3 separate regions of the Homo sapiens genome follow, and regions 1 and 2 are each linked to region 3. Evidence: read pairs that join two places in POLR2A ChIA-PET (ENCODE). Cell type or tissue: MCF 10A. All regions are shown on one strand.

Region 1 (4,000 bases), 1.5 Mb before region 3:
GCTCAGTGTGCTACAGGCTTTCACTGCCCGAGTCCTTAGCCTGGGTCATTGAGAGGCCCAAGCAAAAGTGCATTGGGTCTGTCTGGCCCAAGTCAGTAAACAGAAGAAACCAAAACTACCAGCACTCTCTCCCCTCCTCCTCTGTAAATAATAGTTTGGCTTATAATTATATAGGGGTTGGGGGTTGGGGGTGGACAACCTGGCCCAGTCCCGAGTAATGGCGTCCACGATCCAGCCTCAGATTCCCCCCAAAGAGGGCGACTCATTTTTCTCCAGTCTTTGAAACTGATTTAAGTGGCCCTTTAAAACTGATCTTGTCAGTTTAGCCTATTGAAGGGCAGCCATGCAAACCGTGATCTCTCTGTTCATTTGAGCTGTTTCTTTTCCCCCTTTTTCTTCTCTCTCCCTTTTTCTCCTACCCCCCTTTATTTTTTAAAACCCAGGTCCCTCCGAGAAGCATCCCCCCTCCCTGTTATCTTCAGGAAAACACTTTTCTTTTTTGATACGTGAAAATACAGTAAGTGCCTTTGAAATGAGAAGCTTCTTGGTAAAGGCGGTTCAGGTTGTGACCTGACCTTTCAGGGCTCCCCATACAAGACTGGGGTTAACATATGCATATTGTGAGTCATTAAAACAGATATTCGAAAATCTCCACCACCACCTCCACCCCAAGAACCAGAACACACATGCAACCTCCTCATATGTATATCTAGGACTCTGCATGTCTACAGAATGTAGAGGTGTCTGTGGACAGGAACTAAAAGATCTGTTTGCACAGGACTCCTTCCCTCGGCATCCTCGGAACTGTGTGTCTCCCTCTGAATCAGATAACAGGAACCTTTATCTCTTTGTGAGGCGATTTGCATTCTCCACACAGGCCTCCACATTTTGCAAATAGTCATAAATTAAACTGTTAACGACAGTATCAGGCATTTTTTTTTCCTTGAAAGACCAAGGGTAAGGCTAAGAGCTAGCAATGATACCAAGAAATTAACGACTACCTCCATCGTCCAAGAAGGTGGGCTGGGTGTTGGGTTGTGGGACAGGGGTGAAGGTGGCTATGAGGTAGGGAGATATCTTGTCTGTATATCTGCAGCAGGCAAACGTTCTAGGTATGAGGGGCACTCGAGAAAAATAATCCCTATCCAAACCTCTGCAAACAGCTTCCCTGCCCAGACACTGGCCTTTAATTGATTACCTAAGGACTTCCAAAGGCAGAATTTGGGGTGGCTGTGCTGGGAGGTTTTATGTGGAAAGCAGCAATGTACAAGACAGCAGTTTGAGGACTAAGAAGCTGCAAGCTGTTCAGCTAATGACTTAGTTCCCCAGACTTCTTTCGAACAATAAGGAAGAGATTGTGGACCTCCTTTATGTTTGCCACATAAACTACACATCTCTCCTCGTTTCCTGTTAACAAGCTTAAAAAATTGTAGTGGGTGACTAGGTTCCAAGCCCTGCTAACGTCCAGATGTTTGTTATTCTTAATCGGGAACCCCTTTCCCCTCTCAGCCATGACAAAAGGATCAGCTGACAACTTAGTACAAGAATGTGAAAGGGGGTTGGTGATTTCCATCCACCTGGGCTATGCTGAACTCAGCCTGGAGGCAGCCAAAAAGCTCAGGTGTGGCCCAAAATGGAAAGCCAGACACCTTCAAAAATCATTTTGCCTCAAGTTAATTAGTATCAGCTCTATTACTCACACAGGTTAAACTACATGCAAACTAATTAGATTGCATAATGCAGTCAATGATGGTTTTATATCTCTAGCAACATCCATATCCAGCCCAAGTTGGCATACACTTTGGGTTGTTTGAAAATTGCCTTAAGTGTTTGCTTGGGCAGGGGAAGCAAGAGGCCAGAGTCTTCAACCTCCTGCAGACATTCTGAAGAGTTATGACGGTCCCTTTCCTCCTGTTGCCCCATCCTGACACATCTTTTCGCCTCTCCTGGCAGTCTGCATTATTCCAGTAAGAATATGATTTTGAAAATTGCTGCCCTCAGGTTGGATTTGCCTGGAGCTCCAACTCCTATTGAGTTAGCAGGCAAACTTTTCCCTGCAGAGACAATGTCAGGGCTGCTCCACTGCCCAGGGCATCTCCTGGAGGCCCAGCCAGGGCGCTAGAGAAAACCGAGGGCTTGAGGAGATTCCCTGGGGCCCAGCAGGCCCGGGGGGCCTGGGCTCAGGAAAGGGAGCAGGAGAGGGCATCCCAATCTGGATACTGCAGGTGGGGGAAACAGGCAGCAGAGGCTGCCCTATGGCCCATGTGGGGAATCTATCTGAAGCATCCTTCCTGCAATCCAGCCTTCCTCTCCTCTCCCCAGGACAGGCCTGGTAGTGCCCAGCAGCTATAAAAAGTTCCCACTTTAAGTTGCACTCAACAGTTTGGCCTTTCAAGGAGCAGACTGGGTTTGCCCTGGGGACTCCCAAGTTCTCTGGGCCCCAGCTCTGGGCTAGGAGCCCGTGGGCACGAGAAGACAGGGCTCCTTCCTACCTGAGGTGAACAGGACTATGGCCTTGAGGCAGCTGTACTCGGCTGAGTCAACGTGCAGCGCCTTGAGCTTCTCCACTTGCTCTTGGAAGATCCGTATGTGGTCCATAAAGGCGACCACCCGGTCGGCGGACATGGGCGAAGCATGCAGGCCGGCGGCGGCCAGGAGCGGGGCGACGTGGAGGGGCATGGAGCACTGCGCCGCATTCAACACAAACAGCTCGCTCCAGGTGAGGCGAAGCAGGGCCACCTGGTCCGTGATCTGCAGGTCGGGGAAGAAGGGGATGTTCCGGGCCCACTCGACGGCGCTGAAGAGCATCCTCGCGGCCAGTTCGCAAATGTTCTCGATACCCATGATGTTGTTGGGCTGCATGCATTGGCTGCCGAAGCGCGACGTGGGATAGGGCTCCGCGCGCAACAGCAGGGAAATATATCCGGACAGGTACGAGTGGCAGTTGAGGGGATCCCCGTTGGTCAGCGCGAACTGCCCGTGGGTCGGCTGGGTCGGCGGCATCCTGCCCCTCTGCACCGCTGCGGGGAGGAAAGGAGACACTCCACAGTTAATGACCAGCCTCAGTCCCCAGGTTCCCCGGCGGGGTCTGCCCCAGCCCGACCCCCACCTGACCCAGGCCCTGAGCAGCGCAAGAACCAGGCAGGCCTGCCACAGAGCTGGAGTCGCCAGGCTCTTGGCACCATTCCTTTCAAACCACCACCCAGGCGAGCTCTGAGGGCCAGAGGGGCACACTTGCCTCCGAGGCCCGCTCGGGGCTGGTCCGCCGAGGACCCAGAATTGGCCACCTTGCCTCGGGGTCCCCGGCGCTGTGGGCGGGATGTAGCATTCTGAGGGCATCTTTCTTCTTTACTGCTAAACAGCTGATATTTCTTATTGATTGGAGGAGAGGGAGCGGGAGGGGCGAGTCTGGGGGGAGGGTGAGGCGCTTTTGCAAAAGGCACGAGGGTCCACCCCAGACGGCCTGTGGCCACTCCGGAACGACTCTCCCACAAACCCCGAAGCCCCAGCCCCAGCCCGGCGGGGAACCCCCCCAGTGAGAGACAAGCAGAGAGCGGAGGTCTGGCGTCTGTCTAATCAGTGTGCTCGGAGAAAGAGACGGAGGGAGAGGGCGGAGAGAGAGAGGCCGGCTAAAGAGAGAGGAAGCCGGGAGAGGCAGGGAGCAGGCGGCCGGCACTAGCGGAGCCTGGGCAGGGCCTGTAAGGGCCGGGGAAAGCCGGCGAGGCTCGGGCCCAGGCTGTTATCTGACTCCGGACCGGGAGAGTCGCTCTCGCAGAAACACAAAGAAACCCCGGCGTTGGCTCGCCCCAACCCGGAGCCCGCGCCCCGCGCCGAGCGCGCCATTGGCAAAGCACGGCTCGCGGCGCTCGGCGAATTTTATATCACAAAGACCCAACTCGCGCAGAGCGAAAGCAGCCGCCCAGGGCCCCTCGCCCACCCTTTCCTACTTCCTATCGCGCTCTCTTCGTTTCAAAAAGTGAAAGGAAAAAAGAAAGCAGAG
Region 2 (4,000 bases), 69 kb after region 3:
CTTATAGCACTCAACGTATATGTGGCACGTCCTTTGACATTTATTGTATTTCTCATCCAATATTCATTCCCCTTCCTGCAACAACTGTACCCTGATTCTTCAAGGGACCTGCCATTTTCTCACTCTGGAGGAGTAGATGTCACAATCTGGCCCCAGAATTGGAGCAGGCGATTGATGTGGGCTAAGCCAGTTACACTATTTTATCCGTTTTATCCGCAGGGCCACAGAGATGGGTCCATGACAAAATTTGTGTCAACACTTGTCAATCCTAGGGGTTTTCTTTTGAGTTCTCAGGGGAGTAGACTCCCTGTGTATCACTGACCATGAAGCTGAACACATGCAGTCCCAGGAGCTGCTGGCAGCCACGTGCCCACCAACAATCAAGAGCTAAGAATTGGGCAACATCATGGAAGGAAGACTGTGGGGAAAAAGAAACTGAGTCCCTGCTGAGGCTTGTTGCTTACCTGAGGCCAACCATGCCCTTGAACTCTTCTCTTTTGTGAAGAGATACATTCTCTTTACTTTTAAAAATTCATTTTATTGAATCTTCTCTTCCTTGCAACCTGTAAATATATTCATATTACAAAGTCCCAAACTGTTTCGTTCATGTGATTATATTTACAACCAAGTTGACCCTCATTTAACAAACATGTCCTAAGCATCTTCTCATAGTAGTCAAGATCTCAAGACCTGTGAGAATAAGCTAATTTAGCCACCTTCTTATCCTCACAAGCCTTGAGATTCTGCTACATGCTACTGGTCTGCCTTCTCTGACAGAACAGAGCTAAATCCATGATACTTCATTAGAACTGCATAAATACATGATAGTTCAAGGATTGACTTGCAAATTCATTTAATAGGGATTGAATGGTATATATCTTCAATCTCAAAGTTTGCATTTCAAATCTTGCTAATGCATTTTTGCTTTAACTCCACATGTCTTCTAGCTTTATAGATTATCTCTACGATATTAATATTTTCTACCCTAAACATGTATATTTCAATGAATGCTGGCATAGCTTTTTTGGGGTCAACTTTTAAGATAATTATACTATAGATTTTTCACAAGCATTGGCTCTTAAGTCTTTATATAATTCAATTCAGCTTGACTTTAGGAAAGAAAGAAAGACAGAAAAAACAAAAAGGAACCCAAATGATCTTCTGCAAAGGACTCCAGAAATACACTAAGAGAGAGAAGAAAGATGAAGTTAAGCTAGCAAATTCTGAAACTGATCTATAGCAACAACAAACATTTTAAAATTTACTTGTAACCTCAGAGAATTCACAGCAAAAATAACTTTAGGTTTGCAATCCAACCCAGTGATTGTACCTCAAATTTACTAATCTTGGCAACTGAAAACAAAATTATAGGGTAGGAGCAACCACATAGAGTACCCCTTATTTGTAATTACTGTAAGTGTGGGACAGAAAAAAAACATCCATGCCAGCTTTCTAAGAACTCATTCTCAGCCAAGAGCACCTGGGGCTAAATTGTGGCTGTTTCACAACATGCTGCTGAATGAAAGGCAGACACAGAGCAGAAAATCCACCTTAGGAAATGTGCTGAACACAATCGTCAGAGTCTGGCTCATGAAAACATTTCCCTCCTTCTCCAGCTATGTCCCAAAACACCCTTCAAGTTTTATAGCCGACAGTGCAGTGTTGGGGAAGGAGTAGGGACTTCACCTTCAAGCCAACTTGACTTTTATCTCTATGAGGCCATTTGCTAGCTCTGTGATGTTGAGAAAGTCCCCTAGACACTCCCAGCCTCATTTTCCCCACTCATACATTGGAGAAGATATAAATATCTCACAGATTTTTTTTGAAGATGAAATAAATGAAGTTGTGTTAGTCTCCTATGAGGGAGAGTAGAGCTGGACATCGTTTCTGGAACTTTTAAGTTCAAAATTAAGTGAGCCATTTTATAACTTGGAGCTAAATTGGCAAGAGGTCTAAAGGTTAGACTAATACTTCTACCCAGCAGTGTTACCTCTGGGAAATATTATCTAACATAAACATGAAGGTGCCCATAATCTTTCTCTGCCTAGTCATTTCAAGAGCATTCAGGAAGCAGTGGGACAGAATTTAGTCTAGATACATTGCTGTGGTGTTAGGACAAGGAAAAGATTTCACATTTCCTAATGAATAGCAACTCATGCCAGGTGCTAGGCTACATGTACAAAACACAACTTTTTAAAAATTATCACCACCAATCTTAAGGAGAAGGCATATTTGTATTTGCACAGATAGAGAAATTTTAGCTGTGATAAGTAACTTGCCAAAATTCACACATCTTTTAATTACAAGAAACAGGATTTATATCTGGACCTTTTTCAGCTTAATTCTAAAATGTATCCACTGTTGTTTAACTAGTTCTATAGGAGTCAGACTCCTAAAGAATTTCTCTCGGGTTGTATTAGTCTGTGAAGGCTGCCATAACAAAACACCATAGATTGCGTGGTTGAAACAACAGAAATTGATTTTCTCTTAGCTCTGTAGGCTATAAAGTTCTATATCAAGATGCTCTACTGATTCAGTCTCTGGCGAGGGCCCTCTTCCTGGCTTCCAGACAGCTGCCTTCTTGTTATGTCCTCATGTGGTGGAGAGAGAGCAAGGGTCTCTTACAAGGACACTGATCCTATCCTATCAGCGCCTCACCTTATGACTTCATTTATCATTAATTACTTCCCTTCTTTTAGACTATCCATATATAGTGACATTGGGGTCTAGGGCTTCAACAGATGAATTTTGGGGGCACTATTCATTCAGCAGTAAGTGTCTTACATGAATTGATTTGTATACATTTGTTTTAAAACTTTTTGCTGTACTCTATCTCAGAGATTCTTCTTTCTTTTCCAATTCAATGAGTTTCTCAATTCTACAGATAATTCCACTATACCATCTATAACATTATAATATCTTCTTAGATCCAACTTTTGTCATCTCTCCCTTTGAGTACCAAAAACCTGCTACAGGTTCTCAGCTTGCAGGCTTTATCTTCTCAAATGCATCCATCAGACAGCCTTAGCACAGACAGTGCAGCTCAGCCTGTCTTAAGACCATTCATTTGCTTAACAAATAAAACACCAGCCCATCTCCATGAACTGGCTTCCAGTGCCTCCCACAGTCAGATCCCAGGCTGGCTTTCTAAGTTCATCTCCTCCTCCTAAAGCTCTTTTGCTTCTCATTAATATAAGTTGCATTGGGAGCTTGCAAATCATTTGTTTACTTATTCACTTAATCATTTATTGAATAAGTATTGAATTTCACTAATGTGTCAGACAGTGTGCTGGGCTTTGAACACCCAGCAGTGAATAATGCAGACTCCGACTCTACCCACATGGAGCATGTTTGACCAGGGAAACAGGCATTAAGTGATCTCACAGGAATTGCTTTCATGCATTGAAGAACCATTATTCTCCAAGTCCCAGCTTAAGGCATACTGCTATGAACGCTGTTCCCAAAGAAAATATTTGAAAACCATATATTTGATAAAGGTCTTGTTTCCAGAATATATAAAACTAAATGATACAAAAATAAAAAAACCAATTTTAAAAATGAAGAAAGTATTTGAACAGATGCTTCATCAAAGAATATAATCAGGTGGTACAAACCATTTACTAGAAACATGAGAATTAAAACTACAGTGAGATGCTGGTATACCTGTAACAGAATGGTTAAAATAAAAGACTGACAATATGAAATGTTGCTGATGACAAGGAGGAGCAGAAAAATGCTCAGATCTTGCTGGTGAAAATATAAAATTGTATAACCACTTTGTGAAACAGTTTGGCAGTTTCTCAAACAGTTAAACATGGCTGGGTATGGTGGCTCCTGCCTGTAATCCCAGCACTTTGGGAGGCTGAGGCGGGCGAATCACCTGAGGTCGGGAGTTCAAGACCAGCCTGACCAACACGGAGAAACCCCCGTCTCTACTAAAAATACAAAATTAGCCGGACGTGGTGGCGCATGCCTGTAATCCCAGCTACTCGGGAGGCTG
Region 3 (4,000 bases):
CCATTACCATCTTAAATGTGGCCAATGGCCTCCTCTGCAAGCTGAGTCTGTGTCCACTTGGCCTGACCCACTTAGCATTCGAGCACCTGCTTGCTTCTCTGGCATAACATGATAGGCTCCTGTGATTTCTTTACTAAGTAGAACAAATAATGACTATTAACATTTCACTGAAAGCAAACACATACCTTTCGTGCTATTACCAGTGTTTGCTTAATTAATGTTATTTTTTGAAATTAGACTTCTGAATATAGCGGATACATATCAAGCCTCAATGTGTCTGTCATAAATGGCTTTTGTGGAGAGAAATTTGCTTACCAATAAAATCTCTACGTGTTTGTTTTAATTCATTTGAATTCAAAATTGACTTTTTAAGATTCTTGAGAATGTGAACTACATCTTATTCTTCTTTGTCCCGGTACTAGGTGCAGTAAGTGTAGATGCTCAATTAACATTTGTTAAACAACATTAAATACCTGCACAGCTCTGTCTGTGTGTGTGCCTGTGTGTGTGCGTGCATACATGAACTGAATTGAAATACCCCAGAGTGAGGATGCCAGGAGGTCTGTAAGTTAACAGAAACCACATTTCATCTTTATCTTTTCACTTAAAAGCTGATTGGCCTCTGATTTTCAAGGTTATCACCCTTGTCTGCGAACTGAAGGGGCTTGAAACGCTCCTTGCAAATGCAGTTGTTGACTTTCAAACAAGGATCTTCTCCCTGGCTCCTGCTCCTGTGACCCACCCCTCCCGGAAACCAGTGGGTTTCTGAGTGACTTATGCTTCAGTGGCTGAAATGATTGGAGCTGACTCAAACACTACAGGCAGGGCTCACAGCCACACGCTCGGCCTAACTTATGTAAACATGTCCTGATGACAGCATTCTCCTACCCCATCTGCAGCTGCAAGGGAATCCATTATTTTTCCAGTCCCCGGGGAAGAAAAAGGTCTTGGGCATCATTACTCCTAGGCAAATGTAACTGACTCTACCGCATACCTTAATTTGCTTGCCACAATTATAGGTCACTCACCCGCTTTGTTATTTTCAATGACTCCCACCCCCCCGCTTTTTTGTTCTTATCAATAATAAATGGAGCCCTTGGATCATGCCACTGTAATATTTGGATATTATGCAAATGCTAATAATAACAAGGTAGCATCAGCAACACCCTGGTTTTATCAGCTGGTCAGATGCTCTATTAGGCAGTCAGTGAGGAGTTCAAGCAAATTGGTTATGTTAATGTCCTGTAGTACTTGGAAAAGACGAGGAGTTGGCAATTAATTTTTTCCAAGCTGCAAGCCGACAGGCAAATTTATATTCCTCCCTCTCTGTGGGATCAAGCTAAGAGAAGGTGAGGTAGAAAAGTGAGCTTCAAGTAGCTTTCCAGGATCTAATTGAACAGTGCTAAATAAAGCCTGGAGAGCAGAGGCAAGAGGGGAGAGAGTGCACCCAACAATGGGCAAGCGGTGCTCTTCCCCATTCATTCCACTGACAGGGCTTTTGCAACTTAAACCTGTTTTATTAATTATGTTTGACATTTCCTTAATTAGTTTCATTTACATCCCATCAGCCCCTACCAGACGATTGCTCCATACATCATTTTACTAGGGTAGTGTGATGCCTACAGAATTATAACAACAACAGACAATTTTATGTAACTTACAGGAAATTAGTGGACAGTTCTTTCCATTTTACATGGTTTTATAGAAAGGGGTAGAGGAGAATTCATCTGGTAGTTTTTTTTTTTCCACATGAATTTCTAACCTACACTAATACATTCATAAAGCTAAAAGTATCCAAATCATAAATTTATATGCTCGAGTTTATTATCCAGCTGTAGGATTTACCAAATCTTAAAAACTGCTCATAAGTTTAAAAAGATATAAGCCTACATAAATGAGGTGGAAACACAAGCATACCAGGAATTGCCTTAGTCCTTGACACCTAATGTCCCCTGCTCCCACTTCCCAAGTGTACCTATTTGCTTCTTACCTGGGAACTCAGCCAGCACTCAGATACAGGTGCCCCAGGGTTACCAAGCCCTTAGGTATAAGGTTGAGCAAAATTAAATTGATTGAGTAAGTGGATTAATGAATGAATAAAATGGAAGCCCCAGGTCCTGATTTTATCTGCCAAATTCACTTTGTGGATATGAGTCATCTAACTCTCTGGCTTTGTTATAAGAGTATGGAATGATATAGTGTATATGACAGGCGTTTATAAGCATGAAGCACTGTGCTCATCTAAGGTACTATTTTTGTTGGCATTATCGTTGCTCAAGTCTTAGGTCTGCTATAGAGGTGCCTTGCAGTGCTCTTGCTGCCTGCAATTATGAGTCAGTGCTTTAGGAGTCTGATTTCTAGCCCACAAGCTTTTTGCATAGAGCCCTAAGCTTTATGTCAGCTTCCCATCTGAGATCCTGATTCCAAGATAATGGTCTTTTTGCCCATGTGGACAAATGGCACCTTCCCACTGTTCTTTGTCTTGATTGAGTTGAAGTTTAACTCTGGCCTTATTGTACCTTCCCGATCCTCACTTCCATAGCCACCTCCTTGTGCTTGGTCAGAGAGAAACAACCAACTTCCCTCTCTGCCCAGCTTCCCCGCATATGATGACTTCTTACTACCCAGGTCACTATATTTGCATGAAACTTATATTCAGAATCAATAGAAGATGAATATCTTTGTCAAACTGTATTTTGCCAAGTGACTAAGGACTACAGACTTGTTTATTAACACTACCAGTTAACCAAAACCATGTTAAATGTGTCTGACTGATCACTACTACTACTAATCCAGCTTACATTGTTTTCACTCCCAAAAGCTACCATGATTTTTGATTGAAATTATGATGGAGGGTTATGACAGCTATTGGTTTTACAATGTTTTATTGGGCAATAGCCAATTGGTAATGCACAGGACAGCTCTTCAGAACCCGGGCTGCGTGTTTCAGCCTGAGCTTCAAAGACATGAGTTGGCACTGTTTCCAAGTAATGTACCTCAATCAATTAATAACTTCTACTTATGCTAATCCATAACACTTTAATAAGTACCTATGAACCACAATCACCACATAATTCTTCACTGAATGTATTAGACTTTATATGAATACATCTCTTCTTTTTTTAACCACCAAACAGCTCTCTTTCTTTCTGAATCTATCAGAGAGAAAGATCTTTGAATTATTTTCTGTCTTAGAGAAATTGGTGGTTCTCTTCTTTTCTAAAACGATCTGTGGTATGAAATTGTCCCTTTATAATTTCTTAAGTATCCTCCTCTCTCCAGATTTCTGCTATTAATTACATCCATATTTCCTTTTTACTAGAAATAAAAAGAAAACTGCAATTTTCGTCTATGAGCTTTTCTAATTGCTAGTCTATTTTTCTATTGTTTTCACTACCAGAATGAGTCATCAATATCTGCTGTAGCTTGTTCTTTTCTCTGATTACCTTACAGACTCACTCATACCTCTACCATTGATGTAAGATTCCTTAACATCACCACTTCCCTTCTAATTAACATCTGAAATCTCAATTCTTAAGCCTGTTTTTTGTGACTTTCACGTTAAATCAGCCCATCTTTCTTGACACAACTTTTTCCTCTCCTCTTTCTTCCTTCTTCCAATCCATCAAAAAAAAACAAATTAAGAGCCTACACTGTACAAGTAACAATTGTTGAGGGTTCATCATAAGGAAGGTAAAATTCTACTTCTTTAAGAGCTGGAATGACTGGATGTGCAAACACGACATGTGGAGAAAGAAGCGAGTGCTCCAGTAAACGATGGTCTTTCCTTCAAAGACAGCCAGCATTTCCACGGTCCTGTTCCCATGGTAAGGTTAGTGTTTTTCTCCATGTTTCCCTGTCACCAGTCCTGTTTATTCCTTGCATTTTTTTTTCCTCCAAGTCCTCTGTTATCTAACAAATTCCTAATTACTGGCTATTGGTTATTGTTCTCTAAGATGGTTTTAACCTTGACTTTTTTTTTTCAACTTTCCTTGTCTAA

What was found. Peaks named below come from ENCODE experiments on the same cell type or tissue, not always from the same donor. Only the 100,000 strongest peaks of a DNase experiment are listed, where the experiment ranks them.
Region 1: POLR2A ChIA-PET joins it to region 3 with 8 read pairs; 1 of 35 experiments calls an interaction of 5 or more read pairs at or near these places.
Region 2: POLR2A ChIA-PET joins it to region 3 with 13 read pairs; 1 of 35 experiments calls an interaction of 5 or more read pairs at or near these places.

The regions. Positions count from the first base shown.
Region 1 is chr15:96,333,096-96,337,095 of GRCh38, reverse strand. It overlaps NR2F2 (nuclear receptor subfamily 2 group F member 2), which reads right to left. Exons shown (of 3, transcript NM_021005.4): 2 at 2,493-3,020. It overlaps MIR1469 (microRNA 1469), which reads right to left and starts at 3,835; the gene lies at 3,789-3,835. RefSeq lists an enhancer at 2,407-3,369. In MCF 10A, no CTCF peak of the experiment used is centred here; no DNase peak of the experiment used is centred here.
Region 2 is chr15:94,721,523-94,725,522 of GRCh38, reverse strand. LOC105370987 (a long non-coding RNA gene) reads left to right here. Exons shown (of 2, transcript NR_188300.1): 2 at 220-590. Among named protein-coding and RNA genes, the nearest start is that of LINC02852, 130 kb to the right of the region's middle. In MCF 10A, no CTCF peak of the experiment used is centred here; a DNase peak (open chromatin) is centred at 1,512.
Region 3 is chr15:94,790,639-94,794,638 of GRCh38, reverse strand. It overlaps LOC105370988 (a long non-coding RNA gene), which reads left to right and starts at 3,470. Exons shown (of 3, transcript XR_932644.3): 1 at 3,470-3,832. In MCF 10A, no CTCF peak of the experiment used is centred here; a DNase peak (open chromatin) is centred at 2,198.